2 separate regions of the Homo sapiens genome follow, and region 1 is linked to region 2. The links are chromatin loops, found by intact Hi-C in ENCODE. Cell type or tissue: CD4-positive, alpha-beta T cell. All regions are shown on one strand.

Region 1 (2,500 bases), 1.5 Mb before region 2:
TCCTAATTCTTGAAAAGCACTGATGGAAAGACATAGCCTCTTTGTGGATTGTGCTATGTTTGATGGGAGTGCATACCTGAGGCCACAGTTTTGACACCAGGAAAGGAGGGAACCTGAGGTACAGCAGTCACAGGAGGCATGCAGGACCTGCCAGGAGCATTGCAGAGAAGTGGAGCCGGAGCCTGACGCCCTGGGACTTCCCTCCACTCTATTCCTTGCCATGGGCATGGCCAATGGTCTTCTAGTGTGGGCAGGGAAAGTATCCGCACTGATCATCTGAAGGATGCAAAATCAGCACAATCACAAAAAGGCTTCATGGAAGGACTCATCATTCAGCAAATGATTTATCACTAGCTAGGCGCCAGGACTCTGTTTATCTCTTTATCTAGATCAACAGTACTCCCAAGGCCAAAAGCCATAAAGGAGAAGATGCATGGACATAACCAGAGTATTTCAAAATGCCTTCAAGACAAAATTATTTTCAAAACATAGGCAAATGCAAAAGTCAAGTGAAAACTGGAGAAACTGTGTTTACAAGGAATCTAACGAAAACCCAATTTCCTTATGACATAAAAAAAGTATCAAATCAATAGCAAAAAGTAAAACAAAAACCTAATAAAAATAAAGCAAATGACATGATAGGACACAATCCTAAATAGATAAATACATAAATAGATGACTTTAAATAAGTTCTTAGCAATTTCAACCTCACATTTTAAAATTCACGAACTAGTTATTATAAGAGATCCTTTTTCACATATCCAAGTAAAAATTGTTTTACCAGCTTGACCATACACAATGTTTGCAGTGTTGGAGGGAAAGGTACCCTTACACACTGTTAGAGGTAAACAGGCGCCGCCTCTTTGGAATTTGGAATTTGTCAAATACGTAAGCATTTTAAATGCATGTAACCAATGACCCAGCTATCATCCTTTCTAAAATTGGTTTCACAGATAAACTCATTCCTTTTAAATAACTGATTTAATAAGTGACCTTAGGGCACAGATTATTTGACAAGAATATTTATTGTCTACTTGAATTCAGAGATTTTGGCACTGTGCAAGGCACACATGGGGAGTCTATAGATATGTGAATAAATAGCATCCCACCAGACAGCTAAGGACAGAATCATTGCCTGGAATTCTTTCCTCCGGGTATTGTCAATGCGATGTAAGAATATAAAACAAATAATGAGAGAATTCTAAAGCGAGAGGAAATAGAAAACGCTAACCCAAGGGGTTTGGCCGCTTTACCTCATCCTGACTCTAGATGGCAGCATCCGCTCACTTCCCCCAGCTGGGAGACTAGCTCCAGAAGCAGCCTGAATCCGAGCGAAATTGGAAGTTTTCCATGTAGGAGAATCAGCCGGGCACGGGCATCTGCTCAAGCCCCACTTGCAGTTAGGAGGATTCTCCCCACTTGAACGAACTCACAGAAGCAGATATCTGACCCCACTTTGGTCCGTTTACTCCATACATACAAGCCAAGGCATTTGTTTCTTTTTTTTTTCTTTTTTTTTTTTTTTTTTTTGTGGTGGAGGGGCGCTGTGATTTGTTTGGTTATGAGCCAGAAAAATGCCAGATATGTCCTGAGTGCTTCCCAAGCTCAATCACAGATAGGCACTTCCTTGACCTAACTGAGCTTCAAAAACGCATCAGCAAAAACACCCACGTAAGATGTCCGATGGGAGGCACCTCGGGACATATCCTAGGCAACAGCAGGGAGGCCCGCTTCCTCCTGCCGGCCGCGAGCAGCGCAGCACCTCTAGGGCCCGCGGAGAGAGCGAGGTCTCCCTGCCATGCGTGGGGTGGAGGCGGTGCTGTGCAGGACTCCCCTGCGGTCCACCTAGACTCTCAGCTTTAAAACTCCATTCCCAGGCTAAAAGGAAAAGAAAGCACTGGGAGGAGAAAACGGACAAGAAGTTCAAAACTCAGGTTATGGAAAAAGAGATAAATGAATCCTCACAGAAGCAATTTAGACTAGAGGCTTGAAAAGCCCAGGGTTATCTGGAAGAAATGAGATTTCCCCTAAGCATAAAACCTATGGTATGGAAATGAAACTGATTGAAGAAATACGTTGTGTGTGTGGGGGGGCGGGTGTCTATCTTTCAGTCTCTCTCTGTCTCTGTCTCTGTATCTCTGTCTGTCTATCTGCCTCTCTCTGTCTCTGATCTCTGTCTCTATCTCTGTCTGTCTCTATGTCTCTGTATCTCCCTATCTCTCTGTCTCTGACCTCTGTCTCTGTATCTCAGTTAACTCTCTGTAGCTCTCTCTGTCTCTATCTTTCTGTCTCTCTCTCTGTCCCTGTCTTTCTGTCTCTCTCCCACACACACACACACACACACTCCAAACAAAGTGTAGTGAAGGAGAGCTGGATAAATTACTGCGCACATGCTGAGGGAAAAGGCAGATTGATAGACAGGGGTGGCTAAAAAGCAACCCTGCGATCCGGTTCCCAGCAAATCTGCCACTCAAGTTTCTCATCTCATCAGGGATGGGAA
Region 2 (2,500 bases):
GAGTGTCGATGGTAATGGGTGTCTCCTTCCCGCAGTCCAAAGTGTGCTTGGATGCTTCTAATAGAAAAGATGCTCGCTAAACCTTCAACAACATTCCCAGCCCAGGAGCCATGCCGGGATGGGTTGCGAATGGCAGGCAGGGCAGAGACAGCCGTCCTTGCCAGTCCTGTATCCAGCACACGGGTACGTAGCTTTCATTCTACTGGGGCATGTCCCTGGAGGAGCCCACTAGCAGCTTGTCATAGAACCCCTACCTTCCTCGCGCCCAAGTCTTAGGATAGACTGCAGTCCTAAGCCTCAGCCTCTTAATATTTTTCTTCTATTTTGAGTTAAATTATCTCTATTTTTATCTTTTTTGGGTACACTAACATTTAGAGAGTTTATGAATGGTTCAAAACATTGATACAAATAGGCATTTTGAAATGGCAACTCAAAGTCAAATGGTAGCCATTCTATGCTAGGGACAGAGCAACATGGGGTGGAAGAAGTGGATCCCAGCCTCCCATCTGCAAGAATTTCCCTTCATTAGAAGAAGCTGCTGTTGGCTGGGAGCAGTAGCTCATGCCTGTAATTCCAGCGCTTTGGGAGGCCAAGGCAGGTGGATCACTGGAGCTCAGGAGTTCGAGACCAGCCTGGGCAACATGGCGAAACCCCATCTCTACAAAAAATACAAATTAGCTGAAAGTAGTGGTGCATGTCTGTGGTCCCAGCTACTTGGGAGGCTGAGGTTGGAGGATCGCTTGGGAGCAGCAGCCGAGGTTACAGTGAGCTGTGATGGCAGCACTGAACTCCAGTCTGAGTGACAGAATGAGACCCCATCTCAAAGAAAGAAAGAAAGAAAGAAAAAAGCTGCTGCTGCTTTTTTCTAGTACCCTAGCTCTGGCTTCTAGTCTTCTCTAATAATTTACCTCTTTCATTGAAAGGAATCAATGCAATAGGCGAGATAATTATAGGCTCAATGTAAGCATAAGAAAAAATCAGAATTTAGAGATTCATCTGCAAAAGATGGATTAGAAAGGATAATTAATATGCCTGATGTTTTCAAGAGGCATTAAAATGCGCATGAATCACTAGATTAAATCCAGGAGTGGGGCAGGAATTGCATCCTCTTCCTCCTGGTCTCTGTGCGCCTAGTTGCTTATTCGGTTGTAAACTACTCCATCTTGTGGCTAAACTAGGGTACTAACAGAGATCAAGATGCTCTTATTTTCAACCAAAAATCACTGTATTTTCCCCTCTTAAAACTTATGCATAGGTTTTAAGAAATCCAAGCCATTTAAGAATTATGAACAAGCTTTAAAAAATTCCAAGCATATATAAATGAAGAAAGTAAACATTATCCATAATCTCGTTATCTAGACTTATCCACACAGACATATATTTTTAGGCAAATACAGGCACATAACATGCATACTGCTTTATATGAGAACTAGTTACAATTTGCCTTTTTTCACTTCAAATGAATCACTATGTTAACACAATTCAGGAATCAGGGCTGGTCAGTATTTGATAAAATTAACAGGTTGAACTTTTTAGTTGCTATTGTAAATGGAAAAATCAGGAAATCTATAACTTTGGACAGGAGAGTTTTATTTCTTATAAAGGGTTACAGACTATAAGGTGGGCATTCCGATATGCTGGGAGGTGTAGCCTCCAGCCAAAGCCATAAAGGCAGGCACTTGGAGGGAGGGAAGGAGAAGACAGGAATTTCAGCTTAACTGGTATACATATTCAACAGGATATGGGAGGAGCCATGAATATTCATGAAAGGGGGTCTTGCACATGTGTGATAAGCAAACATGCATGTTATATACATCCCAGGGTCTCCTTGGGGTGGAGACGTAACATTTAAATGCATTATAATTAGGCCCTATATGTCAAAAGGTGAAGCAGGGCGTCAACACACCCAAGTGGTCGGCCTCTGTAAACCAGCCAGAACCAGTCCATGGCCTGTGATCTCTTATCAGGAGAAAGTTACAGAAATCAGTCTCTTGTCCAATCAAAGCTGTAGTTATGGCTGGTGGAAAGGGGGTGAGTTAGTCAGTGTCTGGTGGTGGATGAGCTGCAACTAGTTCAACATTGCTTATGTCAAGGCCAATGCTGGTTTAGCTGCTAGAGAGAACAACCTCTGGCAGTTAGAACCTAGTTTATTCTTTAAATGTTGGGTGCATGACTTAACCCTTCCCTGCCATGGCCTTAGGTCTTGTTTATAATTTGGTACCATAATGAGTTTGTTCTGTCAGTCTTATGGTCTCTATTATAACATTAATGCCGGGCAGTTTTGTCTAAACTGCAAAAGGGAGAAGGTATTATATAATGAGACAGACCTCCCATCCCGTTATGGCCCAGAATTTTCTTTAAGGTTTCTCTGGGGCCCCCTTGGCCAAGAGGGAGTCCACTCAGCTTGCTGGGGGCTTAGGGTTTTATTTTTAGTCCTCACTCTACGTATTTTCATAGCAGTTAGGGTAACCACAGTCTCCTTGGGCCTGGGCCTCCTGAT

What was found. Peaks named below come from ENCODE experiments on the same cell type or tissue, not always from the same donor. Only the 100,000 strongest peaks of a DNase experiment are listed, where the experiment ranks them.
Region 1: it touches region 2 in a loop (3-fold over the local background); 3 of 110 quality-filtered maps call a loop at or near these places.

The regions. Positions count from the first base shown.
Region 1 is chr2:106,581,514-106,584,013 of GRCh38, reverse strand. No RefSeq gene overlaps it. Among named protein-coding and RNA genes, the nearest start is that of CD8B2, 95 kb to the right of the region's middle. In CD4-positive, alpha-beta T cell, CTCF peaks have their summits at 1,104 and 1,307 (motif pointing right); DNase peaks (open chromatin) are centred at 1,293 and 1,733; H3K4me3 peaks cover 1,047 bases; H3K27me3 peaks cover 547 bases.
Region 2 is chr2:105,113,341-105,115,840 of GRCh38, reverse strand. No RefSeq gene overlaps it. Among named protein-coding and RNA genes, the nearest start is that of MRPS9-AS1, 12 kb to the right of the region's middle. In CD4-positive, alpha-beta T cell, a CTCF peak has its summit at 1,158 (motif pointing left); a DNase peak (open chromatin) is centred at 1,140.